Linked DNA regions of Homo sapiens: region 1 is linked to region 2. Evidence: chromatin loops called from intact Hi-C (ENCODE). Cell type or tissue: MCF 10A. All regions are shown on one strand. Each heading gives the region's core, and the rest is flanking DNA. Links, peaks and the distances in the headings are about the cores only.

Region 1 (15,056 bases), core at 2,230-10,229, 220 kb after region 2:
AGTGATAAAAGCTTTTTACTCTTGGTCTCTTTGCAAACTGGGGACCCCCAGCCAGCAACACCCCACCTGGGTCTCACTCTACCATGCTGGGGTGCCCTAGCTCACCTGTGTTATAGCTTGTACCTGTGTTCAGTGGTTCCCGAGTTCTTGCATGGCACCCAAGAAGAATGAGGATATGCTGGACATTGAGGGTGAGGAGGGCAGAGTAGAATTTTACTGAGCAATGGAATAGCTCTCGGTGGAGAGGGGCTGCAGTCAGGTGCTTCTCTCCTTCCCGTGTGGCTGGGCCCAGGGCTTTTTATGGGCTCAGAATAGGGGAGGGGCAGGCTGCAGGTAGTATTGGAAAAGGCAACATTTGATTCATTAAAAGGCATTGTTCAGAAAGAATCAATCAGGAAAGGGTGGGCAGACAGGAACAGAAGTTCTCGCTCTGGTTCGTGGGTTTCATCCGGGACCAGCAGTCCAGTCTTTCAGCCTTCAGGCTGTTTTTGGCTCGAAGGTGGGGTTTCACCGGGGACCCGCCCCTATCTGCCCAGGCGTTTGGCTGCTTCCTATCACTATCAATAGTCCCTCCCCTTCAATGACTTGTAGGAAGGTTGTTTCGCTTACCACATTCCATCGTGTCCTGGTGGCATCATCAATGAATGAACATGTTCTTTTCCCCATGTTTCTTGTACGTACTGTGTATTAGAAGTTGGACTAAAGGCTTGATCAAATTTGAGGCAGGAATGGGTGAGGCTACGTGCGACTGGAGGGACACAATGACTGGTTCTGTCATAATCAGTGATTGAAATTGATCCCTGGGTAAATGTGGGGGCAGTCTCATCCCTCCACTATCAAAAATTAACATTTTTTTTCCCCAGGTGACCAGCAAGTAACGAGGGGAGGGGCTGTTTTGGTACTGTATACCTGCAAATTTTAAATATTGATTTACTTTACTTCCAAAGGATTGGAAATTTTGTTTTTTTCTTTCTTTGCCCTTCTTTGAAAACATTGTACAAAGTAAATCTCCTTATTTTACTAATGGAGAAGCTTCTGAAAGAGGCTGAACATACATTGAAGTACCTTTGCTCAGCTGTAAGCCCTTCTGGATCAGAGGTCAGACCAAAGTTTGCAGACAGTTGGTCCCTGTGGACCAGACTGAATCCACACATGAGTTTATTTGGCCTGTGGAGCACTGAAACAAAAAAATGCAAATCCTGAGCCAACGTTTGGGAGATCCCATATTATAATACAAATCGAGATTTCCAGGTTTCTGGAAGGTCTTGGCAATCTAGCCACACTGGGCCTGCATCTGTGCAAGGCTGCATGGCTAGAGGTGTGTGCTGGGCACACCCATTAGGTGGGACTGCGCCTTTCTGGCCACTAGGGACCGTACACCTCCTGTTGTTTTCATGGGGGCTGGTTTCCCTTGCTGACACGTGGCCATGAGGTCCCTCGAGGTACAGGCCGGCATTTGGACTTGTCCTCTGCACTGTTTCTTTGTTAGCATTTAGAACTGACTTCTCCTCTTCCTCCCCCATTGAGGAGCAGCACCTTACTCTGTGCAGAGTCTGTCTGTGATCTGCAGGCTCTTTGCAGAGCTACATTTCTCTCTGGAGGCCTTGCTGAGCAGCCTCCGCTGTCTAGGGCATTGCTGAGAATCACAACATCAACACTAATGGCCCTTGGGCCAAAAAGTGTTTGTCTTAAAATCCCTGCACCAAATAGCTTGTGCAATTACTCCTGTGAGAGCCCCAGAGGATCTAACTCTTAGGCTGTTTGTTCTAGCTGTATTCCTTCCCACCCCCCAAACCGAAATGACATTAAAGGATAGTAACTCCCTCCCGCAAATATAGATAAAAACCTCTTTACTCCCTAACAACCACACAACTATTTACATTTTTGTGTTTACCTCCTAGTCTTTAAGTATATGAATGCATGCAACGTCCTTTAAAAATATGTCAATCCTAGCCTCCACACCACCCAGCCGACCAGGTTTCCCAGAGGGAAGCATTGGAAATGGCAGATGGGTAAATGCACAGAGCTGGCAAATCTCCATCCTGCGGGAGGCTTGCTGTGCAATATAGCCATCGCCACAATAATGGATCTTCCTAATGATCCGGAATCACTGAGCAAAGACTGTGCCATGTTCAGTATACACTAAGTGAGCATGCAGGGAATATATGATCAGTTTACAAACATTTCCACATAAGCTTTTTTCTCTCTCCCACTCCAGTTTTGGTAAATAAAAGAGCAAACTAGACTGCTTTCTTTCTCTCTCTCACTCTCCCCCTGTCTCCCTCCCTCTTCCTCTCTGTCCCTGTCCCTCTCTCCTGCCTCCCTCATTCACTCTGTCGTCCTCTCTCTCTCCTCCTCCTCCTTCCTTCCTTGCTTCATTTCCCCCCTCATCTCTTTCTTCCTCACCCTTTTTAAAAAGAGACAGGAGTCTTGCTCTGTTGCACAGGTTAGAGTGCAGGGGTGCAATCATAGCTCACTGTAACCTCAAACTCCTGAGCTCAAGCAGTCCTCCTGCCTCAGCCTCCCCAGTAGCTGGGAGTACAGGCACACTACCATGCCCAGCTAATTTTTAAAAATTTTTATAGAGGTGTTGTCTTGCTGTGTTGCCCAGGTGGGTCTCAAACTCCTGACCTCAAGTGACCCTCCCGCCTTGGCCTCTCAAAGTGCTGGAATTACAGGTGCAAACCACTGTGTCCAGCCAGACAGGTCACTTTTCTGTACCATTCCCTGATGTTGTGAGATTAGTGAGAGTCCCTACTGTGGAACCTTGTTCACGTTGCCCTGACTCCTGATGCATGGATATTTGCTGTTACCAAAGACACCTCTGCTTTACCAAATGTTTTGACAGAGTGGAAGGAAAACTACAAGACTTCTTGCCCTCGTTTTCTTCAGTCTAGAATGATGCTGGGGTCACTGAGTCTGTAGGGCAGAGAATCTGATGTGTTTTTTAGGAAGCGGAAGGTGTCTGACACATAGATGTTTGACAAATTTTGTTAATCTGGTCAGAGTGCAGCCTAGAAAATTAAATTAAAAAGCTGCTGAGGAGTGCTGGGGTCGCATTTTGACATAGATACAAAGGCACCAATAGGGCCAAAAGTATGAGGCCAGTCCTAGGGCTGGTGAAGTTTGGATCCCCTGCCTGACATTGTGTCCTGAGCCCCTGGCCCCTTCCTGCACCTCTCCCTGAGCCGCCGGCCCCTCCTCATTCCTTCCTCTCCTTTATCTTCCGCTGTCTTTGCCTGTGCCCCCACGCCCGTGCCCTGAATCTGGAGTCTTTGTCTTAGTGCATTCTGTTTGTCTCACTGTCTTCCTCTGTTTTCCTTTTCTTGCGGGGAGGAAGGGTAGAAAGAGTGTAAGAAGCTCAAGTATGAGGAAGGGAAGGTTGCCAACTTGAGATGAGTCAGAAATGAAAGCAGTTCTGAATGTGTAAGACAATGAGGAAAATATTTATTTAACAAAAATTGAACTACCAACCAAGCCTTCAGGAACACAGCCAGAAGGTGCTGTGTAGGGAGAGGTGTGCATTAGGATGCTGGAGCGTGGCTGCCGGCGTCCCCACCCCAGGAGGAAGGGACTCGTTTCTCTGAACCTTTTTAATGGTTCTCCCCATTGTAGACAGGACTGGCTCTCCACCCCATCCTCAGTGGGTGCAGCTTTGGGGAGGCCGTGAGGCTGGTGATCTTGGGGCCTCCTATGCATCTGTGTTATTGAAGGTAACAATGTCCCTTCTACCCAAAAGTCATGCTTTTAAAAACGCACAATCTTGAATCCATTTGGGAAACATCTTTGGAACTCCAGAATGTTGTCTTTCTCAGATATGTATTGCCAATGTTGTATTACTTCATTTGCTAAGAAACATTGTCATCGACTTTATAAAATTATTGAATAATTCTATTTGGGGGAGAAGCCTGGAAGCTAAGATTTTAAAGGTTATTTATAAGTTAAGTGAACTGGCAAATTCTTAAATGGTAAATAAAACCTTTCCTACATGCTATAGGTAGTTATCTAAATCAGGGCCTAACAAGCTTTTTTATTTATTTTCCTGTAAAAAGCCAGATACTAAGTAGTTGAGGCTTTGCAGGACTGATGGTCTCTGACATAGCACTAAAGCAGCCTTGGGCAATACATAAACAAAGGGGCATGTGTGTGAGCTGATGGTCCACGGGCTGCAGTCTGCCAACCTCTGATGTTATAAGCCATTGATTTTCTACAACATATATATTTAGAACTGGGAGTGTCAGTGTTATTTTGTCATGGTTTCCAGATTAAACTCTTTCATATTGCTGCTGGTCGGTCAATGACAGACTAATTCTGCTAGCATTGACTTTCTGGGCCAGGGAATGGGGTTCCTAGATAGTGCAGTAGCTTTTTATTTATTTTCTTTTCCATTCAAGGGTAACATGCTTAAAATACAGCGTATGAAGCTTTTGGATATCCACTGTAAATTTTAAGGTCTAAAAATGAATGCAATTGTGAAATGTTTTTGCCTTAGAGAAAACGCTCTCACTGCTTTGTGTTAATAAATGCATGAAAAATAATGATGAATTAAATGCATACAAACAGATGCAGACATAATTTAGATGAGTGTATTGCAATTAAAATATTGCCCACTTTCGCTACGGAATATTCGTTGGACTTATGACCTTAGTGTAAGTAATGTTTAATAAGGAATCTGCAATGTGTAACTCCTCCGTAAATTATTAAAAGGATTGGCATTCCTACTGTATAATATCAACACAAGGGATAGAAAATATGCCTGGATTCTTAATGAATGTGTGCTAACGTTCCTTCTGGCATAGGAATGTGTAGTAAATACACTTCAAGGGTTGTTCGCATTTTTATCCGTCATTGTTATAGGCATGTTATTGTGTGTCTCCTATTGAAGAACTGATTGATCATTGTTTTAAGCTTCTGTGACTTTTAGATGCTTAAAACTAGGCGTTCATGGTAGGAAAGTAGAGAAACATGTGGAAGAAATACTGCGTTTCAAGTTTGGGAGTGGCTGGTAGAAAAATCAAACTAGGCTAGTCTTACAGCTTTATCGCAGTTTTGTTTTTTTTCCTAGTAGGAAAATGATAGTATTGGTTGTATATTAAAACACTCTCTCTGACACTGACTTGAATCACGTGCGAGTTCATTGAGAACAGGGATTTTAACTTGGTTAGGTGATTTTAAACATTATTTAGCAAATCTGGAAAACAAAAGAGAAATTTTCAAATATCTTTCTTCCACGGTGGTGTACTGGCTCTCTGGAGTGTGATTTCATCTTCTCTTATTATTGCATATGTAGTCAAGCCATCATGTTCTTGAAGTGAGACTTCACCCACTAGTGGGGCCGTATAATTCAGGATCTTTTGTTTGTCCTTACATAGTTTCTTGGCCTGGAATGTCAAAATATCAGAAACTGTTCTTTCTCTGGAATCATCTGTCTCCGTGATGGCCTCGCCATCTGTACAGTCATCCAAGCTAGGGACCAAAGAGTCGTCCTTTACTCTCTCATCCTTCCGGCTGCTGTGTCTGGCTTTCAGTGTTTGTGTAGAGCAGGGGTCTCCAACTCCTGTGGCGTGTTAGGAAGTGGGCCGCACAGCAGGAGGTGAGCCATGGGTAGGCGGGCAAAACTTCCTCTATTTACAGCTGCTCCCCATCATTCGCATTGCTGCCTGAGCTCCGCTGCCTCTCGGATCAGCCACCAGCATTAGATTCTCATAGGACCATGAACCCTATTGTGGAACTTTGCATGTGAGGGATCTAGGTTGCACACTCCTTATGAGAATCTAACGCCTGATGATCCGTCACTGTCCCCCATCACCCCTAGATGGGACCATCTAGTTGCAGGAAAACAAGCTCGGGGCTCCTACTGATTCTATATTATGAAGAGTTGTATAATTATTTCATCATCTATTACAATGTAATAATAATAGAAATAAAGTGCACCATAAATGTAATGCCCTTGAATCATCTCCAAACCATCCACCCCACTCCTCCAACCCCCAAACCAGCCTGGAGAAAAATTGTCTTCCACAAAACCAGTCCCTGGTGCCAAAAAAGTTGGGGACCGTTGGTGTAGAGGACTCCTCAAGCAGCGTCCATATCTGCCCTATTCTCTCTATTCCTCCACCTAGGTATAGAATTCTATCTCTAAGACACAGACAGACCATGTTCCTGCCTGGGCAAACACTTCGGTGACTGTGCATTGCCCTGGGTGAACGGGGGCACAGAGGTCTTTGTGACGCCCTGCAACGCATCCCTCTCCGAGCCGCGGTGCGCTCTTCCTCCTCTGTGCCTTGCCGGTGCCCAGAACCACCCCCTTCTCCCTCTTTGCACAAGTGCCTTGCTCTCTCCTTTCTCAGGCCAGTGCTGCTGATCTGTCTGTGTGACCCGGGTGCACAGTCCTTGGCTCTGTGCCTGGCCCTGTGCAGGTCTCTGTGGTGGCACTTAGCACATGGCGCTAAGATTCTCCCTGATAGGCCTTCAGCGCCGCAAGGGCCAGCACCGAGTCCTGCACATCCTGCTCTAGTCCCACATCGGCCCAGGGGCGTTGAGCTGAGGACAGCTCCCTACCCCCTTTCTGTGCTTGGCCGACTCCAGCGCCCGTTCTTCTGCCCCTCCTTGGCTCTGCCTCCCCACCCCTTGGCTGAATCTCTCCTCCTTTCGTGCTTGTTCTCCAGGTGACTTATTCAGGTCCATATTTTCATTACCCTTGCATTTCATTAATTTTCTCATTTATTTTATTCTGTAGGTTTAGGACATTCTTTAAAACATGCAGGTTCTGAATTTTAATAATATAAAAGTCCTCTGTGAGTGCCCATCACATTGCTTTTCTGTCCTCCCTACATTAAAGTTAGCACTGATGCCTTTATGTTTAAGGAAAGCCTCCTGCAGAGGGGCTCTGCCCATGTAAGTTCATTAGAAGGCAGGTGTACAGCCTCTGTCACCTGAAGACCTCTTAACTGTCTATTCCTTCTCTGGTCTATCGAGGTGTATTGGGGGGGTTACAGCACCCTCTGGTGGCCATATTGTCAGGTGCATTTTTGTTCTAGCCAAATAAAATGATAACACAAATCGAATAGTCGATTGGAGTTCTTTTTCAGAGGACATCGTTAATTCACATTTTGTGTGTTTCAGCAGGTATTTAAGCCATTCTCGAATAGTGACACTTATGCAGAGGAGAGAATGATTTTATTTAAGTAATTTCTACTTTTTACATAGCTAGTTTTAAAGTAGATAATACATAGTCTTAAACTTTATTTCCCCTTTATTTCTTTCTTTTCTGTTAGAGAATTTCTTAAACTTGTAGAATTATCCAAATAAAATGCCAGTCACTAAAAAGGAATAATTAACCAATAGTGGGAAAAAATTAAATTCTTCAAATGAAGAGTACTGTATTCATTTCATATGGTCCCAGAGATAAAATGTTTAGGATTCATTTTTAGTTTTAAATGTTTATGAATCAGAGCTTCAACACTCTTCCAGGTTTCTTTAAGAAAGGAATTTGTCTATCTACGGATTAATTAATTAGCAGAGCCTCTCTGTGTCACCAAGACTGGAGTGCAGTGGTGCGGCTGTAGCTCACTACAGCCTTGAACTCTTGGGCTCAGGCAACCTTCCCACGTTAGACTCCCAAATAGCTAGACCATGGTGCATGCAACCATGCCCAGCTAATTTTTTTTTTCAATTTTTCTGTAGATACAGGGATCTCGCTATATTGCCCAGGCTGGTCTTGAACTCCTGAAGGCCTCAAGCGATCCTCCTGTCGTGGCCTAAGAAAGGAATTCCTCATATAGAAAAATATTGTTATATAAATAGTTGCCTATATCCATGCTGTTTATGGTAACAGCTAAGGTTCATCTCAAAAGTATTTGTATTTGGCTTTGGAATAAAAAGAAATTTCCCCTTTCATAGGGTTCTGAGATTGTAGGAGTTTTTAGTATTTCAAAAAGTTAATGGAACAATCTGTGATGTGAAAGAGACTCAGAAGAGGCTAGAGAGGTCTTTAACACATTTTTTTTTTGTATTGTTATCCCTTCCCTATAGCTAACTTTGTAGATGACATTGTTTTTCAGACTGATGATTGTGACCCTCAACCATGGCAGCAACAATTTTTAATTTAAATTTTTTAAAATGCAAGGTTGGGTGATTTTCTCTCTGGATGCTTGAGTTTTGTTTTTGATAAAAATTCTACCAGGGGCAGGGGAAAGAGTCCATTAAGTCTTGGTGCAAGAAACCTGGGCAGATTGCCTAAGTGGATATGCATAGCAAAGAACTGAAAACAGAGTAGGGGGTGCTGAAAACACCCACAGAGGAAAATGCGGGGCGGGGGGTGAATGCATCTGCTCATTTTGTAATAAAGTCCTTCCTTTCCTTTAACATCTCTTAATGTTACAAATACCAACAAAAACCATGCATGTCTTCAGTGGGACAGAAAATGAGGGAGGCATTTAGGGAGAAAAAAGTGTCAGTTGAGATGATGTTAAAATAAAGTTTATTTTCTTTGCAGTTGCAGACATTAAGATTTATTCTCTGGGCTGTTAGGACAGTTCCTGCAGCTCTCTGTGGTGACCTGAGCATTGATACCTTTTTTTTTTTTTTTTTTTTTTGAGATGGAATCTTCCTCTGTCTCCCAGGCTGGAGTGCAGAGGCGCAACCTCAGTTCACTGCAACCTCAGCCTCCCAGGTAGCTGGGACTACAGGCACCTGCCACCACACCCAGCTAATTTTTGTATTTTTAGTAGAGATGGAGTTTCACCATGTTGCCCAGAGTGGTCTCAAACTCCTGTCCTCAAGTGATCTACCCACCTTGGCCTCCCAAAGTGCTGGGATTACAGGCGTGAGCCACTGCGCCTGGCCTGTGCCTTGGTTTCTCAGATATTTCTGCCCCTGTAGTGTTCTATGCACTATGCAGGGAGGTCCTGACTGCTCAGAGCTTAAATTCTGCATTCCTTTATTTTAAGTGTTTGGCCAACTGCAGAGGAAGGTACCTTGAAAGATACTCCCTCTCCTCCCTCACTGCTGGGTCCCCTGTCATAGGAGACCTGGCCTGAGGAGGCTTCTTCCTGGTAACCTGGGTTGTCACTGGGACCACATCTTCCCATAAGAATAATGCTTCAGGTTGTATGGGAGAAGTGTCTGACAGCAGTAACTTCAGCACACCCTGAGAATGGCCCTTATGGCAGACACACCGGACAGCAGTCACTGAAGAAATGAGGGTTGCCACATGGAGGTTGCTGGGAGGAGGGTGCTAAGTGAAGGTGCTGTATAAGCTGCATGCTTTTTACAAGCAGTTGAAGTTCTGCTGTCCAGCCCAGAGCCACTGGGCCACCCTATAAATAAGTTCCTCCAAATAAACCCTGTGCCTTGTTTGTTAGCTCTGGGTCTCTTCTTTGGCTTCTTCAACTTGGTGCTGTCCCTGTTGAAGTTAATACGGGTTTGGCACAACACAGGAGTAGACGGTTACCTGTACCCTGCCAGCTGTCCTTGCTACAAACATTTGCCCAGAGAGTGGCATTTGTGCCGGTTCTTAAAGTGTTTCTTGAGCTGCACATTAATAGGCCATGTCCTCTTTCAACCTGCCCTCTGGCTAGGTAGAACAAACACTCTTCACCTGGGCTCTGAGCCAGCTGCTCACCTGCAGCACCCCCCTCCTTGGAGATAGCTTTTCATGTTGCATCTTACCGAGTTGATTGAGTATTCACTTCGAAGCTCCATGCTGCACGCATGGGCCTGTAAATAGCTTTTTCGTGCACTTGTGGGTGTCATTTCAGATCGCTTCATCGGATTTCAGTTACCCAAGTTTTTACTTGGTTCACCGTAAGTTTGCAAAAAAGACTTTTTGTTATCCTGAACATTGCAGGTGGAAACATGATTAATTTTGAATTATTTTTGTTTAACTTCTACCCTCTTTCCTATTTACAGCCTATTTTGTTTATTTTAACTTCCGCTGTTAAGACTTCTAAGGCCAGGCATGGTGGCTCACGCCTGTAATCCCAGCACTTTGGGAGGCCAAGGCGGGCGGATCATGAGGTCAGGAGATCAAGGCCATCCTGGCTAACATGGTGAAACCCCGTCTCTACTAAAAATAGAGAAAATTAGCCAGGCGTGGTGGCGGGTGCCTGTAGTCCCAGCTACTCAGGAGGCTGAGGCAGGAGAATGGCGAGAACCTGGGAGGTGGAGGTTGCAGTGACCCGAGATCGCGCCCCATTACTTAAAGGAAGTGGGCTTGTGTTTTGTGGCCTTAAGGATGTAATCTGTTGGTAGGAGGGAATGAGGGTGTCCTGGTAGGGGTGTCTGGCTTTAGTGTCACCATTCTTTTAGGAATTGCCATGTTGTGGGGTCACGTCTTGTAGGAGAAACGTTCTGAAGTCATGGGATTCTCTACCCTCCTCTCCTGCTCTTGGTTTCCACCAGCAGCCTGCTTGGTGTGGTTTTGAAATGGAGCAGAGATGGTTTTGATGAGCCTCACTGGAGGTGCTGCTGAGATTACCGAGAGGCCTTGCTGGGCACCTGGAGTCAATCATGCCGGGCACTAGCATCCGTCATCTTAGGAGGTAGGGATTATTATCCTACCTCCTAAGCCATCCCTGGAGTGGTGGCTTGGAGAAGTTTTCCAGAGAAACCGATCAGTTCATAAAGTTTCTGTAAAGGATTAACACAGTGTAGTCCAGAAATGTTTGTTCATGAAGTCTTGGTTTTTGGGTTTAAGAAAGTGTTCTCCTGTCTGGGCGTGGTGGCTCACGCTTGTAATCCCAGCACTTTGGGAGGCTGAGGTAGGCGGATCACGTGGTCAGGAGATCGAGACCATCCTGGCTAACACGGTGAAACCCCGTCTCTACTAAAAATACAAAAAATTAGCTGGGCATGGCGGCGGGCGCCTGTAGTCCCAGCTACTTGGGAGGCTGAAGCAGGAGAATGGCGTGAACGCAGGAGGTGGAGCTTGCAGGGAGCCGAGATGGCACCACTGCACTCCAGCCTGGGCGACAGAGCGAGACTCCATCTCAAAAAAAAAAAAGAAAAGAAAAGAAAGTGTTCTCCTAAGTGCTGCTCACCCTTTTTCCCAAACAGGACCTAACCCTGCGAGGGAGGGTGAATTAGGCCATTTGTTTACAGTTTCATCAGCACCAGGCGTGCACGGCGTTAGTCATGGTCCTTGCTCTCAAGGCACTGTACTTGTAGCAGCAGTATGGTGCAAATGTGCAGCTGAACAGTGGGCACAGGTTCCTGGTTAGCATTTAGTGCCACAGGAATGACAGGGAGGTCTTAATTGTGATCGGACCGTGGGAGCTGGATTACCCCAGACTGTAGCTCACTTCCCTGTAAGCTTTTGGTAGGGAGCTTGGAATTAGCACCATTAGTAGAAACAGATTTCAAAGGGAATGGTACCTGTTCCGTATGAAACACTTTAAAACTCCCGGTGTCCACACGTCTTTAAAAAAGAGGCTTAAAGCAGTTTCATTTCATCAACCCCAAACTGGAGAAGCTATGAATGACCACACTGATGAATATGTCCTAAAATATATGTATATTATATAAAGTGTAAAAACAGACAAGCAGGAACATACTACCAGTTTCTATCACAGCTACCCTTAAACTATCATTGGAGGGCAATTAAGTGGGTACAACCTCTAGCTATTTGGAAATATGTATAAAAATGACAAATGCCTGGTTGGGTGCTGTGGCTCACGCCTGTAATCCCAACACTTTGGGAGGCCTAGGCGGGTGGATCACCTGAGGTCAGGAGTTCGAGACCAGCCTGGCCAACATAGTGAAACCCCATCTCTACTAAAAATACAAAATTAGCCGGGTGTGGTGGTGCATGCCTGTAATCCCAGCTACTCGGGAGGCTGAGGCAGGAGAACCGCTTGAACCCAGGAGGCAGAGGTTGCAGTGAGCCAAGATCGCGCCATTGCACTCCAGGCTGGGCAAAAAGAGCAAAACTCTGTCTCAAAAAAAAAAAATTAAAATTAAAATTAAAAAGTAAAATAAAATGATGAATGCCTGTACTCTTAGACCCAGCACTCCCAGTTCTGCCAGTTCATGCAGCAGATACATATGCACACGTACAGAGAAGGATGCAACAGATACATATGCACACGCATACAGAGAAGGATACGTATGCACACGCGCACAGAGAAGGATACATATGCACACGCACACAGAGAAGGATACGTATGCACACGGGAACAGAGAAGGATGCACAAGAACATACATTCCCTAGTTGACGGAGTCGCAGATTAGAAACAACAGAAAAGCGTCCATTAAACAACAGTTTGAACCTGTGTTGAGATATCAGCATCCCTTCTCCTTCTCTCCCCCACTCCCTCTGCCCTCTGCAGGTTTTATTCTCAGCCTGATTTTCTCCATTGGATGTCAGCCCTAGGCTGGCATTTGCAGAGAGAGATGGTGGCTCCTGCAGAGCTTACGGCCTGTATTTTATTGGGCTGTGTTGAGTTACCCCTGATGTGAGCAGGAGAATGGGATGTTCTGTAAATTGGCCTCTAGCCCATCGTGAATTCATATTTTTTTTATAATGTGTGAGTCACACTCCCTTCTGTCTTCATTTCCTTTTCACACTCCCAGCAGATCATTCTCTCTATTCTGATTGGCATTTTATACATGAGGCAGCAGAGGCTGAGACCTACTGTATTTTGAGACACTGTAGCTTTATATGGCATAATTAAATCATAGTCATCAATCACTCTTAGGAGGTAAGGATTATTATTGGCATTTTCCAGATGAGAAAAATGGAGGATGAGAAAGGTTAGGCATCTTGCTGAAGTCACAGCAGACTTAAGTGCCGGAGTTGGAGCTGCATTCCGGTATGCTTGCATAGACTCTCTTCTCATGCTCACTGCACGCCAGTCACCTGGTATGCTGAGGCCCTGCCTCCAGGCCTTCTGATTCAGCTGGTCTGCAGCCCTGGCATTTCCAGCTCCTCAGGTGATTGGAATGAAAGCCAGAGCTGGGAGCCACTGGTCTACACCACCAGTAAATGATCGGGTTCTCACTTGATCATTTAATTAAGAATCTTGGTTTTCTGCTTTCAGTCTGAGAACTCTTGTTCATGCTCTCAGGCATGTCTTCACGCAGGAAAGTGATCTTTGAAATTAATAGGTGCTTGGAAAGCCTTTAAGCAGCAGGCAGTGGAGAAGGCCACTCAGTAGGAAGGGCCGAGCATGAAGCCTAGTGCACAGGCTTTTCAAGACCCCACGGAGGGTCTTCAGAAAAATGGGTTTCCTTTGTCTCCGTGGCTTCCAGTCTTTGTTGGCCAGCAGTTGTCTGCTTCAAATGAGCTGGCTCTAGAGGGGCCTGGAGAACCCAGAAAAACTTTGTGACAACCTGACAAGTTTGTGTTAATCTTCTGGGCATTGGCTTTCTGCACTTATTGCTCACTGAATCACTGAACCAGGCAGGTGGGGTACTGGAGGGCAGGGGATGGGTAAGAAGGGCAGCCTTTGGAAGGAAAATCAGCAGAGGGCAGGGACCGGGGAAGAAGGAGTAAGAAGGGAAACCCTTTTCTTAGGTTCTTATAAATCAGAAGAGCAATAAAGAAAAAATTTAAATCTAAAAAATACATGATTAGGATTTAAATCCAGTATGCTTCACTACATATAAACCTTTGACTTAATATTTTCTGTAGTAGATGAAAATAGGACTTTTTTTGTTTCCCTTCTCTTCACATGGTATTGAGTTTTTTTGTGTTCTGAATACGTGTTAAGATTAATTATGAAAATCAAATTACCAGATACTTGAAATATAAAATTAGTAATATTCAAAGACGATTAAATGCACGATTTCCTTTTCTCATAAAAAAAGAAGCAGACGGAACTTGTATTCTGAAAGCAAATATGGAAATCACATTAAACATCAGAAAATCCTCACCACCGCCCCCCACCCCCATGTGCATTTCATTTCTCTTTGGTCTGAGTTCAAGGGAGAGAGAATATGAATGTGCTGCTAGCTCAGGAAGCTTCAGTTCTAACTTTCTAAAGAGCTGGGAATGTGCTTGAGTCTCTGTTATCTCTTGTTTGCATTTTTCGCTACTTTGCCTCCATTTGATCCAGGGAAAACTTCATGGTAGGGATGTGAGATGTATTTTGAGGGCTAAAAGAAAGGAGTTTGAACAAAAGCAGGACAGTGTTCCGAATGTGGAAGCAAAGAGTCCTTCCAAGGGGATGTGCGGCCAACGCCTCTGTTCAGCGATAGTCCAGCTGAGACCAGGACCTGTGCCTGATGCCCAGGCCACCCCACAGGACGGTCCTCCAGCACCTCATTTCTCCTTTCATCAGACACCTCTTCACTGGCCTACTGGGAGAAAACGGAGATGAGTGAAAATGTGCATACAGAACATAGGGCTCAAAGGGACCCTAGCACCAGTGGTGCTCAAGCCTGTCCCAGCATTAGCGTCACCTGGGAGCTCCAAAAACATATTGTTGCCAAGACTCAGTCCAAAGCAAGTGACTTCCTTGGCCTGGAGTGAGATGTGGGTGGCCAGGGTCAGGAACCACCGAGTGGGTCCACCTCTGCAGACTGGGAAACAGAGTCTGGGAGGCTGCTTGTTCCCTCAAGGACCTGAAGTGACATGGGGAGGCAGGACTAGCCTTGGGGCTCCTAATTCTGTCCTGGCCTGTATTCCAGTGTGCCGTGGGGCACGTCCAATTTGAATCTGGCCCCAGTACACTCTCAAGCCCTGTGTTGCTCTGGTCCCACAGCTTCTGCCCTTGACTTTCCATATAACAGCACATTGGTGGCCAGGGCTTTGCACTAACCTACCTGCCTCCAACATTGTTTTTGAATAATGGAAGCTAAGCAGATGCATATTAATGCCTGCATTATGGAGAAGACTGTCTCTTCACAAGTAATCTGTAGTTGTTAGTCTTGAAAGTGGGTTAATTCATTGTCTTTCTAGAGAAAATGATTGCATGGCCTAATAGTCTTCCAGTTAGTCTGTGTGGCAAGGTAGAAGCCAGGAGTGGATTCTTAGCTCCTGTTGAGTGCTGCTGTCCTGAATCAGAGATCTTCTCTCCCGGGCCACTTTGTCATGAGCAGGATTTTGAACCAAG
Region 2 (15,056 bases), core at 4,450-12,449:
TTTCCCATGGCAGAGCTACAAGGGTAAGCCTGTTACAGTGCAAGAGCTAGACTTTGGAGTCACCTGTCCCCTACCTGAATCCTGGATCCAGCACTTAGTAGGGTATTACTGGGGCAAGTTACTAACAGCTCACTGCCTCAGTTTCCCCATCTTTAAGGTGCAGACATGATGTTTACTTGAGGCTCAGCAATGCAGGAGTGTTGTGAGACAATTTTTCTTGCTGACATGCAAAAGTACTTCCCAACAATATCATCGTGATGAATTCACCATCGTCCAGGTTAGAGTCTTCAGCATGGAAATCTTCAATCCCTGGTTTTCTCGGTAGCGTGAGGTCCAGTTCTTAGGGGAGTCCTTATAATTAGCCAATCCTATGGAGACTGATGGTGAACTTCCTTGGTAACTCATAATTCATGATGACAAATAAAATGACTTATGTCTAAAAATACTCAAGTCATGATGAAGAGTGCATGGTCCGTGACAGGCAAACCAAAACTAAAAACAAATGAGCTACGGGAACTGAGTGCTTAATGGCATCAGATCTTTTTACTAAATATGTTTATTTCCACAACAGAGAAGTTGCTTCCCAGTGGCACACCCAGATGCTTCATGGAAGGGCACACCTCTGGGGTGGTGCTGGGTTCAGACTGGCATGGTATCCACACTTCTCCTGATGCTAGCTTTCTCTAGGCCCTCTGTTAGCTCGTCCCGCTTCTGATGGACACATTTTTTTTTCCCTTTGCTATGTCAACACCATCACTATGATCTCATCCATCAGGTATATTACTAAGCAAGAAAAGAGGCTCTGTCTTCTAAACAATTCAAATAAGACCTGGTACCTCTTCCACACAACAGTTCCTTAGGTGTTTCTGCAAACTCTAAGAGTGCCTTCAGATGACACCCTTTCCCCATCACCCCCCTAGGAGGCAGAAACACCAAACAGAAGCTACCAAAGTGGCCAGACATGGTCCAAAGCTTTCACAGCTGGGAGTTCTGAGAGTTGGAGCAGAGACTTTGCAGCCAGGGGAGATGATATATTAACATATATCTGAGTATTGATATATTTGAATTTTTCAAATCCCAGAACGTAAAGGGTCCACTATGAATTTGCGTTCCCTCTTCCATGTATAAAACCAGATCTGCCCAAGATAATATTTATTTTCACACATCATTTGGAAGTATCTGTTTCATTTCATTATCTATGTTGAATGAAAAGGTTATGTCATTTGGACTTGAGCCTGAGCAGAGAGTGCCCTGTCATTATAAGGCTGTAAAAACAACCTCCTCTTCCTCCTCTCCACGCTGTGTTCCCTGGACATCTACCTGTTCCAGGTTTAAGTTCTGGGCTAGGTCAGTGACGTCTGAGAAGAGAGACTTCAGGGTGCCTCTTGCCCTCTTGTTAAGCAGAGCATGGTATAAATACCTCAGCAGCATTCTGGACTAAAGCTCTGTCAAAACAACTGCTACTGAGTCGTTTAATTTGTGGAAAGGAAATCTTATTTGGAAAAATAAAGTTCTTAGTTCCTTGCAACATTCTTACACTGCGGTAGGGCTCAGAATGCTGGAGAAAGCACTTCGAGACCTGAAACCCAGCCCTGTTATTAGTAATTCATTTGCTTTAGGACATGTGGGAGAAAATGCATTCCTTGGCTTTTGGGTCCAGGTAGGCAGCTCTGCCAGCAACAACTTGGAAACACTTTGGAGCTGAGTGCTTTGTGGGCTGCGGCAGCGTGGTAAGGAGGCTGCCCTCCTGCCGAAGCTGCGAGGGCAGTTGGAAAGGCGCTTATTTTGTCTGGTAAAAGCAAATTTCCAGGCTTAGCTAAGCATGTTGTGCAACCTAGCCCCACTGAATGCCTATGGGAATGCTCTAAGATGCCCAGTGAGCATTTCTTTATGCAACAGTGCATTTTCATTTTCAACGTAAGACTCTTTTGAGCCCAGTTCTTGTATCTAAAGGTCTTATGGTGTCAGGGCCACGAGATTGTGTGGGGCCTATGGGTCACAGGTTAAAATCTAGAGTGGGTTCCTGTGCATTCTCAGTATATTCTATGCCAGACTATGGAAATGAACCCTCTACAACAGGAGACACCATTACTCAGTAAATGCACATGTAAAATAATCAGATAATCCGTGAGTCATCAATATTTATTCAATTGTTAGTGGTAATAGAGAAGAACAATACCATAACTCACCTATTTTGGACACTTAGGTATCCAACAAACACTTTTCATTAGTCGATTATTATACAAATCAGTGGCTGATAATAGAAATTCACTCATCATTTATCTTTAGGCTAGGATTGCATGATGTGATAGCCTCCCACAGTTCACGTGCCTTCTTTTTTTTGAGACAAAGTTTCACTCTGTTGCCCAGGCTGGAGTGCAATGGCACAATCTTGGCTCACTGCAACCTCTGCCTCCTGGGTTCTCCTGCCTCAGCCTCCCGAGTAGCTGGGATTACAGGCAAGTGCCACCATGCCTGGCTAATTTTTTGTATTTTTAGTGCAGATGGGATTTCACCATGTTGGCCAGGCTGGTCTCAAACTCCTGACCTCAAGTGATCCACCTGCTTCAGCCTCCCAAAATGTTGGGATTACAGGCATGAGCCACCGTGCCCTGCTGGTATGCTCTTTTAAAAAAAAAATTTTTATTTTTAATTTTTGCAGGTACATGGTAGGTGTATATATTTATGGGGTGCATAGATGTTTTGATACAGGCATGCAATGCATAATAACCTCATCATGGAAGATGGGGCATACATCCCCTCAAGCATTTATCCTTTGTGTTGTCCAGGCTGGAGTGCAGTGGCGTGATCTTGGCTCACTGCAACCTCCGCCTCCCAGGTTCAGGCGATTCTCCTGCCTCAGCCTCCTGAGTAGCTGGGATTACAGGCGTGTGCCACCAGGCCTGGCTAACTTTTTGTATTTCTAGTAGAGACAGGGTTTCACCGTGTTAGCCAGGATAGTCTCTATCTCCTGACTTCATGATCTGCCTGCCTTGGCCTCCCGAAGTGCTGGGATTACAGGCATGAGCCACTGCACCCGGCTGGTGTGCCCTTTTAAAAAATATTTTGCTCAGGCTGTTGCTGAATGAGCTTGCATTTCTCAGGATGGTACACACAAATTAATAGCATAGAAAAGTGGCCAGGAAGTGTGCTGCATCTGAAGAGGAATCGAGTTTGAGAGTAACCCTTCTACAGCACGTGTTGTACAAAGTCCTCATGGCTCCACCCGCGGGATGCTCAGAGAGCCCTTCTCTGCACAACATTTCTTACACTGCCTTCCTGCCAATACCCCAGGGCACAAGCACCTGGTTTTTTCACCCATTCAGCTTGCATTATTGTAGCACTTTGATTCCAAAACACAAAAAAAGTCTTTCATATATTTCTTTTTATTGATTCCCCCAACAAGCAAGTAAAAGATGTGAAGTCACATATCACTTTCCATCAAGAGACAGTGGTCACTGATTAGTGGATCAGTCCAAGGCCAGTGCTGTTCACGTGTCTATCCGTGCTCCCCTTGAAGGGCAGGATTGAAATCATGCTCCTCTAGTTTTTAGACATCTAGCCAGAGGAGGGAAGAGTGCCCAGAACCTTAACATTCAACTCAGAATTCACCAGGACCATGGGAAGCCCAAGCCCTTCCAGGAAGATTCCCTGAGCCCTTTGACCTCCCTGATGTCTCCCTTTCGTGGTCTCCTACTGCACTTAGTGCTCTGCACCCCTTCTCAGATGGTGACTTCAGTCTCATCCTGTCCTGTAACGTTTTCATGAGTGTTTGTCTTCATTCAGCCATGGGATACAATGTTATATTGGGTGGTCAGCCCTTTTTGAAGGGTTAACATTGGACTGAACCTTCAGTGATTAATATCACCAATTGGGATCCTTAGGAAACAGACTCTGGAATGAAGATTAGCACACAGGAGGTTCTCAGGGAGTGCTTGTGGGATCAGCGCCCATGGAATGGAGAGGAAGGAAGTGGCATTGGGCAGAGGGAGAAGCTGAGCTATGAAGGCCTCAGCCGACCCCGCAGGGGGCTCTGGAGCTGAGATAGCTTTTTAGAGTTGCCCTGAGTTGGGGCAAGGGGACAGGCACCTGCTCATGAGATAATCAGTCATTGGATGGTGGCTCCTCCAAAAAGGAAGCATGACCTTGGGAGGGGCATCTCTCTTTGGCAGAGGCAATGCCAGAAGGCGGCTCACAGCTGAGGGCTATCTGCCGGCAACACTTTGAGCACCTAGGGGAACAAGTTCTTCATTTCTGCAGAGGAATCTCAGCACTGTGATATAGCAACCATAGCAACGAAACACAAACATAGAAAGGAAAAGTATTCCAGGTAGAGGAAACAGCAAATACAAAAGCCCTATGTTGGGACAAAAGGAACTTTCTATCCACCCTCTGAAGGTTTGCTCTCTGAAATAGACTTGATTTTAGACAGACGAACAGGAGAAAAGGCATACAAATTTATTAACATGCAAGTGCACATAAGCCACACAACGTGTGAAACTCAAAGAATGGCCAGATGGTTGAAGTTTAAATATCTTCTTCATAGGGGAGAGGGAAGGGAGGATATAGGCAATTTTAGAGGAAGAGCAAATGATTTTTAGGGGAGATGAATGGGCTTGAATAATAGGCAATAGCGTGGGCTCTGGCTATGGAGTCTACTCTAGTCCTTCTTCCTGCAAAGATATCCGGTTGATGAGATATCTGGGGAAGGAATTCCCAATAATTGGATATCTTCTGGAGGATCTGGCATTTAGGTAGATAGGGGAACTTTAGGGAGACCCTCCTCTCCCCACCATATTTGCTGCTTCCCAGATGCACTCAATTTGAAGTCCAAAGTGGCATATTTGACACATTTTGGGGTATCTATTTTTTTCTTTTTTTTTTTCATTTAGGAAGAGGGTCTTGCTCTGTTGCCCAGGCTGGAGTGCAGTGGCCCCATAACAACTCACTGCAGCTTCAAATTCCCAGGCTCAAGCAATCCTCCCATCTCAGCCTCCCAAAGTGCTGGGATTACAGGCATGAGCCACTGCACCTGGCCTGGGGTATCATTTTCTAAACCCCAACAGTACAACAAGAGTTAGCTTGGCATGTGCAAGCAATGGGAAGAAAAAATACAAATCCATCACTAGGAATGTCACAAAAGACAGGGAGCGAAGAGAAGGCAGGAGCTGATTGTCCATGAGTTCAGTATTTATTCTAGTAGCAGTGGGGAGTTTTTTGAGGGTTTTAAGCAGAAGAGTAACAGGATTTATTTATACTTTCAAAGATTGCCCTGGCTGCTGTATGTGGGCCATAGGGGTGAGTGTACAGCGGGGAGACAGCAGGGCACAGTTGTAGCAGTCAGGGTATGAGGCTACAGTAACTTGGATGAGGGTTATGGCGGTGAAGCTGATGAGGAGTGGCTGAATTCAGGATTTATCTTAGGGGATAGAGCCAATAGGACTTGCTGATAGGTCGAATGTAGGATATGAGAGGGAAAGAGAACTAAAGATGACTCCTAGGTTTGTAGCCTGCCCAACTGGGGAGCTGGCTGGAGCATTAGCTAAGATGGGGAAAACTGGGAAAGAAAGAGTTAGGGTGTGGGTATGTGTGGAACGGAAGGAAGATAGAGGGGCAAAGAAGGGCTCAGGATTGTTTTGAATATGGTAAGTCTGAGATTCCTGTCTTAGTTTTTGTTCCCAGAGAAAAATTCTGAGATAAGAGTTTGAATGCAAGTTTATTTCGATAGTTTATTGCATTTATTGTTATGCAAACAATATTGCAATAAACTTGGATCCTTGGAGGCGAGCCAAGGAAACACAGATTGGGTGATGTGGAAGTAAGACAGGGAAGAGAGGGCAGGCAACAAGGGGTGAGTTTATTTAAAAAGACACCAGTGTATATACCAGTGGAGCTTAATACTGCTGGAGAACTCTGGGAAACAGTACAGAGCATGTGCCTAACAGTGGTTCCCTGGGAAAGGTAAGGAGGCTGGGGTAATTATCAACCACTCCCGTCAGTGCTCTGGGATTAATTGATTCCTTGGGGTGATTGATTCCTTGGCACTTGTGCCATGTAGGCTGGAGCACAGCAGGCTCTGACAGCCAGAGGACATCCCAGGCAAAGAGGCAGGGGCTGGCAACTGGAAGCCAGGCTGGTGGGCACTGAGATGGCAAGGGCTGAAGGGATACTGGTGGGCAAGAAGAGTTTCATAGTCAAGGCCTGATTAGGACACCAGATAACACAAGGAGAGGGGCTGGTATTCGGGGAGGTCAAGTGCAAGGGCCAGTATCACAGTTCAGTCTGGAGTCACAAAGAGAAGACAAGCAGTAGGTGAGGCAGCAGTTAGATCAGAATGACGCCCATGGACAGAGCTTATGGGCACTGGCACATCTTTTGAAGACCCTGAGTCAATATTAAGAGTGGACATCTCCAGTTCTAGAATCTCAGTGGATTGATTGAGATTGGGTGCATCATCCAAGGATGTCAGAGTTGCTTCTGCGGGGAACTTGCCTAAAGACTGATTAGGTGACTTTTCAAGGCTGCCTACAAACCTGAGCTTCTATGAGTTCCTCTTTTACAAATGCAGAAATCGTGGTGCAAGAAAGATAAGAAAAACCCTTAGACTCTAAAAGTGTGCTGATGCCCCTAGCTAAAGAACACTGCACACATGAAAGCTCATCGCAGTGACTTTTTCCACAAAGGAGGTGTGAATATTTTATCAATATTCATGAAAAATAATTTTGTAAGGTAAGCATGTCAAAATATGTCAAACCCGAAGGTCACATTTTCCAGAATTCTTTTTGTCCCATATTATGTTTCAATGCAGCATCATCTTTCTGTCCAGCATAAGTGCCCCAGGCAATGGTAATCATTTCATTACTTAATTGAAGTCCTAATTATATTAGGATCTATTGTCAAATGTGGTCCTGTCTTCATTACAACACTTCATTACAACAACCATAAGTAAATGGAAGTGTTGGACTTTTCCTGTAAGAATAGTTGAATTTAACTTCTCAATCTTGCTCTCTTTCTTTCTTTCTCTCTTTCTTTCTTTTTTTTGAGATACAGTCTTGCTCTGTCGCCTAGGCTGGGATGCAGTGGCGTTATCTCAGCTCACTGCAACCTCTGCCTCCTGGATTAAAGTGATTCTCCTGCCTCAGCCTTCTGAGTAGCTGGGACTACAGGCATGTGCCACCACACCTGGCTAATTTTTGTGTTTTTAGTAGAGACGGGGCTTTTCCATGTTGGCCAGGCTGATCTTGAACTCCTGAGGTCAGGCGATCTGCCCACATTGGCCTCCCAAAGCGTTGGGATTACAGGTGTGAGCCACCGTGCTCGGCCAAACTTCTCAATGTTTCATTTCCCACCCCAGCTCATCCTACCTTTCTGAGCTGGTAACCAAATTCAAGGCATGAAGTTTTTTTAACCAAAAAGAGCAAAACCTTTGTAATTTAAATATAATCAGCCTCCCATTTGGGAGATACTCTGCAAACATCTTCATGACACTCTGGGACAGCTGCTATTGTCCTCTTGGCTGCAATCCCTACATTAAAAATTCATGTTTGTGTCCTTTCTCGGTTGTTTGGCTTAGCTTTACTCTTAAAAAGTGTTTATGGGCCAGGCACGGTGGCTCATGCCTATAATCCCAGCAGCTTGGGAGGCCAAGGCAGGAGGACCACTTGAGCCCAGGAGTTTGAGACCAGCCTGGGCAATATAGTGAGACCCTATATCTACAAAAAAAATTAAAAATAATTAGCTAGGCATGGTGGTGTATGCATGTAATCTAACTACTTGGGAGGCTGAGGCAGGAGACTCACTTGAGCTCAGGAGGTGAGGCTACAGTGAACTATGATCATGCCACTGCACTCCAGCCTGGGCAACAGAGAAAGACCCTGTCTTTGAAAGAAAAAAAAAAGTGTTTATGATCCTCCCCAAATAGACTCCATCCTTTTATTTCTCACTGAACTCCCAGACAGAGGTTCTTAACCTGAAGCTCATGAGTCCTGTGAATTTATAAAACAGCTCCAAAGACGCCACAGATACCTCGAAATTATAGAAAATTTGATCTAGCTTTGCATTTGAGCCTCTCCAGGGTAAAAATCTTTCTACAGCTTCTAAAAGGAATAGGTAACCTAAAACCAGGCAAAACAAAACAAACAAACAAAAAACACCCCAAAACTTTGCTGTTTTAAAATCCCCATTTTAAAAAAAGATTATGTAAAAATAATTTTTCTTTTTTCATTTTGTTTTCATCTTTAAACCAGCTCTCCAGAGCCTCAGCCAGGCTGCCTCATCATCGAATCATTCTGAAATATCTTCCACAAACCTTCCCCTTGTATTCATACCAAATAGCTCTCAGCTATACTCCAAACCCATGCAATGAGGTAGAAAATTACTTCCCTCCCCCTCCGATTCTTAAAGTGGTTAATTTTTTTTTCCTGGAATGGACATTATTAATATTTCAAATTTGTTCTCATTGCTTTATAAACTGTAACCATGGATCCAGCTCTAATAAAGATGTCCCAGTGAGTTAATCATGCTAGGGAACAGAAAAACTCAGGGACATTCAGAATCACAGCCAGAAGGGGGCAATCCTTCTCACATCATACCTAAGACTGCAGCTCCTGTCAGGCTGCGTGTTCATGTGTAAGGCACCACAGGCCCCGTGGTGCCAGCTCACCAGCTCATCTTGGTGCCAGCTCACCAGGTCACGTGCTGACTTTACCAGTACATGTATGCTAATTAGTTATCATCCAATTGTTTGCCTTCCTAAAGGAATGAGGGCATCATCTCCTAGAATTTGTCTTCTAAGCTCTTCTCTTGACCCCGGAAAGAAATAGTGGACTTCATTGTTTTAGGGTGTTTCATTTTTGGAACACGAATTGCAGATGGGTTCGTGGTTGGCCGAGAGGAGCCAGGCCGAGAAGTTTGGCTATTTTGTCAAAGGCAATGAGAAGCCACTGAAGGTTTTAAGCAGAAAAGAATTACAGATTTGCATTTGAGAAGTATCAGTTTGGAGAATAAATTAGGGAGGCGTAAGATTTGGAGGCACAGAAGCCAGGTGGAAGGCTGTTTTTCAGGCTAGAAAAGTGGTAGTCTGTTGTAGGTTATATGCAATAGATTTGGAGAGAATGGGTTAGATGCAGGGATGTTTATGAAATGGGAATTGACTGGCTTACTCTGGAGGGGATGGGAAGGGAGGCAGAAAGGAGTCACAGATGACATCTTTATTTGTAGATTGGGTTGGAGTAGATGGTGGTGTCAATTAATGAGATAGGAAACCTAGAGAAGGAGTAGTTTATTTATGGGGGAAAAAAGATATGAGGAATTGAACTTGGGACATGCTGATCTGGAGGTGCCTACAAACCATTCAAGAAAAAGTGTCCTACAGACAATTGGAGATGCAAAGCTTGGAGCTAGGGGAGAGGTCTGGGCTAGAAACACAGGCCCATTCCCTCCATGGAGATGGTAACTGACACCATGAGAGTGAAGATTACCCAGGGGTAGGGATGATGAAGACAGAACAGGGTCCGGGAGGGAACGCTGAGGAAGACCAATATGAAGACATGGATGAACAAAGAGGGGACTAGAAAGAAGTCAGCAGGGGGACTGGAAAGAAGTCAGTAGAAAGATGTGTTATCACACAGGTGAGCCTTGAGGACATTACACTAAGTGAAAAGCCAGTCACAAAAGGACAAATACTGTATAAGTCCACTCATAGGAGACATCTAGAATAGTCAAACTCACAGAAAGTAGACACCAGTTGCGGTGGCTCATGCCTGTAATCCCAGCACTTTGGGAGATCAAGGTTGAGAATCACTTGAGGCCAAGAGTTCAAGACCAGCCTAGGCAACATAGTGAGACCCCCATCTCTGCCAAAAAAAAAAAACTAAAAACCTTAGCCAGGTGTAGTAGTGCATGCCTGTAGTCTCAGCTACTCAGGAAGCTGAGGCAGAAGGATTGCTTGAGGCAGGAGGATTGTTCGAGGTTGCAGTGAGCTGTGATCACACCACTGCACTTCAGCATGAGCAACAGAGGGAGACCCAGTCTTGGAAAAAAGAAACAGAAAGTAGAATGGTGGCTGCCAGAGGCAGGGGGCAGCAGGGAATGGGGAATTGTGGTTTAACAGGTATTGAGTTTCAATTTTGCAAGATAAAAAGAGTTCTGGAGACACATGGTGGTGATGGGTTATGGCCACACAGCAGTGGGGATGTACGGAATGCCACTGGTCTGTGCACTTAAAGATGGTTATGATAATAAGTTTTATGTTTTGTGTATTTTACAACCTTTTAAAAATAAAAAGTGTGTGCTATTGTGGGAGCCAAGATAACAGAGCATTTGGGGGGATGCAGTGTAGTCAGGAAGCATGCCAAAAGCCAAGTATGATTAGAACTAAAACATGTTTATTTATTAATACTTTACCAACGTGGTGACCACTAATGTTCTTTTTAAAAGTAGTTTTCTAGGCATGGGGGGCACAGAAGTCAGGTTTCTATGGATTAAAGACTAGAGGGTTTCCAGTCAAGTTGGCCTTGGAAGTTCAGGTCCTCCTCTTTGCTGCAATATAACAAAACATAAAAACATATAAAAACACATGAAAATATAAAAACAAAACAAAAATATAAAAATAGGCCAGTATAAATAGCACATACACACTTGCTGCAATAAAGCCAAGCTACAAAGGGTTTCCTGACTGCTCTTAAATATTCTCAACAGCATTATGGGGCAGTATTTCCTTGTCCTCAATACAAGACCTGGGCCTGTGGTGAAGTCAACTGTGAAAGGGGAGTGAGGGGAAATGAGAGAGGGAGAGGGAGAGGGAGAGAGAGAGAGAGAGAGAGAGAGAGAGGGAGAAATAAGCCAAAATTCTAAAACATACAAAAACAATTAAGAAAGGCATCCAACAAAATCAACAGTCAAAAGATAAATTCATTCTACATGATTGCAGTAATAAAATATTAAACTATTTAATATATATATATATTTAAGATCTACAGAGTAATAAATGAAGAACTTACATACCTAATAGAAATTTTATCAGGCAATAAAGGGAATAATGAAGAGAATTGTGAAAAGAAATAACAAGAAATATTTGAGGAGAAGATGGCTGAGAATGTTCCATCACCACAAATATGTCCTTAGATCAAAAGTATTCTCCCCATGCCAGAAGGTTAAATAAAAATAAAACCACACCTAGAAATAACATAATGAAACAGCTGAATAAAAATTCCAGAGAGAAAATCTTAGAAGCTACCAGAGAGAAATAGCAGTCAGATTAGCTAAAAGGGAATAGGAATTAAACAGCCCCATATATTTCTCATCAGCAATAACAGAAGCTAGAAGACCATGAGGTGGTATCTTCACAGTGTTGAGGGTAATATAAATGATTTTTCAAGTTATTATTCAAGAAGGAAGACAAAACTAAGACAGCAGGAATGCACCAGCCACCAATATTCCCTATTAAAGGAGACACGTCAGCAGAGAATAATGTGAACCCAAAACAACAGTGTGGGACACAACACACAATTGTGTAGACAGACATCAATAAAATAGTTCAGAAAATCATTGTTTTAAAAATTATCTTTCAGGTTTTAAAAAGGTGGAATTAAAACTCTAGAAACAATTACAAATATGTATGAGAAGGTTCACAGCAGTTTTATTCATAGTGGCTAAAACCCAGAAACAAGACAGGTGTAATATTAATAGGTGAATGGAAAAATAACTTGTGATATATTCATACAATAAAATATTACTTAGCAAAAAGTACACAAAAAGACTGATAGGTGAATTAATATGAACAAATTTTGCAGAAATGCTGAATGAAAAAGCCAGACCCAAAAGTGCACATCAATACTCCATTATTTCATTTATACAAAGTTCAAGAACAGACAAAATGAATTCATGGTGTCAACACAGGGGTTATACTTAGAAGGGAAATATTTGTTGGGATGGATTACAGGAAGTCTGTGGAGTAATGTAAATGTTGTATATCCTGGATTACAGGAAATCTGTGGAATAATGTAAATGTTGTATATCCTTTTATTTTTATTTTATTTTTTTCTTTTTGGGAGACAGGGTCTCATTTAGGATGGAGAGCAGTGGCACGATCACAGCTTACTGCAACCTCGATCTCCTGAGTTCAAGCGACTCTCTGGCTTCAGCCTCCCAAGTAGTTGGGACTACAGGCATGCACCACATCATCTGGCTAATTATTATTATTTTTAAATTTTTTGTAGAGACAGGGTCTTGCTATGTTGCCCAGGCTGGCTTCAAACTCTTGGACTCAAGTGATCCTCCCACTTTGGCCTTCCAACTTGCTGGGATTACAGGCGTGCCCAGCCTATACCTTGATTTTTACAATTCATTGAGCTATATGCTGAATATTTATGCGCTTTATTTTATGTAAATTGTAGCTGACTTTTTAAAAAACCTGCCAGCATTATAAAAATTGTGGGAGAAATAATGGGTACAGTCAGTAAAAGTTGTACAATTGATCATTTTAAACTCATGATCCCTAATAACCAAATAGTGGGAAGTAATTATAATGAAAGAGATGATGTAAGGAGCAGAAGAAAATGCAAACAAACAAATAAAACAAACCTTTCACTTTCATTCATATCTTCAGAAGATAAGAAAGGATGTTGTGTATATGAAGCAAGGTCAGGGACGCTAAACATAAGGAACATTTTGAAAACAACAAAAAAAGAATTGTTAGAAATTAAAAATATAATTTTAAAAACTTCAAGCAAAGTATTGGAGAATAAAATAAAAGTCATTTCCTGGAAATCAGAAAAAAAAGGACAAAGACAAAAATAGGGAAAAATGTAACAAAATTAGAGGATCCATTTAAGAGATCTAACATCTGAATTAGGCATTCTTAACCTGGGGTCCCCAGACTCCTAAAAGGTCTGTGGAATGAGTTCGTTCATAAACCCATATGGTAAAATAATACATCTTTATTTTCCCTAACCTCTAACAAATATACAACATTTCCTCTTTTAAATGTCCAGGCAGCCATGTGTGGCAGCTCATGCTTATAATACCAACACTTTGGGAGGCTGAGGTGGAAGGATCCCTTGAGCCCAGGAGTTCAAGACCACCCTGGGCAACATAGCAAGACCTCATCTCTACAAAACATAAAAACATTAGTCAGGCGTGGTGCTGTCCTTGTAGTCCCAGGTACTTGGGAGCCTGAGGCGGAAGGGTCACTTGAGCCCAGGAGTTCAAGGCTGCAGTGAGCTAAAATGCCACCACTGCACTTCAGCCTGGGAGACAGAACAAGACCCTGTCTCTAAACAATAAATAAAAATAAGTAAGCTGGGCGCGGTGGGTCATGCGTGTAATCCCAGCACATTGGGAGGCCAAGGTGTGTAGATCACTTGAGGTCAGAAGTTTGAAACCAGCCTGGCCAACGTGGTGAAACCCCATCTCTACTAAAAATAAGCCAGGTTTGGTGGCATATGCCAGTAATCCCAGCTACTTGGGAGACTGAGGCAGAAGAATCACTTGAACCCGGGGCAGGGGAGGTTGCAGTGAACCGAGATCTCACCATTGCACTCCAGCCTAGGCGACAGAATGAGACTCCATCTTAAAAAACAAAAACAAACAAACAAACAAAACAGTAAGTAAATATGTAAGCAACAAAGCACAACTTTACTGCAACTTTGTCACCAATAGAAATCATAGGTATTTTACAATCCTATTGCGGTTGTTACAGATATCTTAAAATTAGTTTGCATTCAACTTTATTTAAAAATGGTAGTTTATTAAATTTGCTATTGTCTTATTATTTAAAAACATATATAACTCTATAATGAATTTATTTCTTTTTTATTTTTATTTTTAAAAATTTATTTCTTAATGTTGTGTCAACTGTACCTCAAAAGAAAGTGTTTGTCTTTGTAATCCTATGCATTTTATTTTGTGCATCTAAGAATATTATTGTGAGAAGGGGCTCATGATACAAAAACAAGAGTATTTGATCTGAAAAATATAAGTTCCAGAAGGAAAGTAAGCTATCAGAGACAACTAATTTAAAAAATGGAAGAAGAAAAATATTTTTAGACTGAAGAATATGAATTTCCAGATTGAATGGGGCTGCCCTGTGCTCAGCACAATAAATGAGAAAGATCCACTTCAAGAGCTAGAATAGTGAACTTGCAGTACCTGTGTGATCAAGTAAAGACCCCAGAAATCTTCCAAAGAGGAAACAAAGTGATATATAAAGCACTGGGAAACATGAGGCCATCAGACTTCTCCTCAGCAGTACTGGAAGTCAGAAGACAATGAAGCAAAGCCTCTGAAATTCTAAAGGAAATCATTCCCAATTCAGAATTTTATATGCAGCCAAATTATCTATCTTAATTGATAGTGAGTGTTGTTAACAGAAAAACTTCAGCAGAATAAAATTTAAAAGAGTTTAATTGAGCAAAGAACAATTCGCAAATTGGGCAGCCTCCGGAGCCAGGGTGGGCTCAGAGACTCCAGCACAGCCACGTAGTGGAAGAGGATTTATAGACAGAAAAAAGGAAAGTGAATTACAGAAAACGGAAGTGAGGTACAGAAACAGCCAAGCTGGTTACAGCTCTATGTTTGTCTTACTTGAACACAGTTTGAATAGTTGGCCACAGTTGATTGGCCAAAACTCAGTGATTGGCACAAGAGTAGATTACAGTCTGTTTATACTTACAGTTAGGCTATAGATCACCACGTATGGAGAAACCTTTAGGCTGAATTTAAAATACGTAAGAAGGCAGTTTTAGTCTAAACTTGATTTAACACTGTAGAATAAAAAAATTTCAGATAATCCAGGAGTCAGGAAATATGTCTCTTGTGAAAACATTGAAGCTTCTGCCCCAGCAAAATGAAAGAAGAAATCACCAAAGTGCAGACATGGGATTCAGCAAATGGGTAATCCAACATGGGGAAGAAGAGAAACAAATTCCCGGGGTTATGGTGAAGGTTTGTCCCAGATCAACATCTCTACAGCAGACCTAGAGCGCAGGCAAGAGGATGGAGGATGTGTACAAAACAAATGCAAATGATCATTTATTTGATGTGTTTCAACATATTGG

The links. A loop is a pair of places that touch in the nucleus more often than their neighbours do. Peaks named below come from ENCODE experiments on the same cell type or tissue, not always from the same donor. Only the 100,000 strongest peaks of a DNase experiment are listed, where the experiment ranks them.
Region 1: it touches region 2 in a loop (31-fold over the local background); 3 of 110 quality-filtered maps call a loop at or near these places.

The regions. Positions count from the first base shown.
Region 1 is chr18:58,173,935-58,188,990 of GRCh38, forward strand. The region is part of intron 2 of NEDD4L (NEDD4 like E3 ubiquitin protein ligase); the gene reads left to right. Among named protein-coding and RNA genes, the nearest start is that of NEDD4L, 140 kb to the left of the region's middle. In MCF 10A, for the core only: a CTCF peak has its summit at 7,004 (motif pointing left); DNase peaks (open chromatin) are centred at 3,387 and 6,997.
Region 2 is chr18:57,950,868-57,965,923 of GRCh38, forward strand. LINC01897 (long intergenic non-protein coding RNA 1897) reads right to left here and starts at 10,760. Exons shown (of 2, transcript XR_007066389.1): 1 at 10,635-10,760; 2 at 10,369-10,539. In MCF 10A, for the core only: a CTCF peak has its summit at 8,548 (motif pointing right); a DNase peak (open chromatin) is centred at 8,604.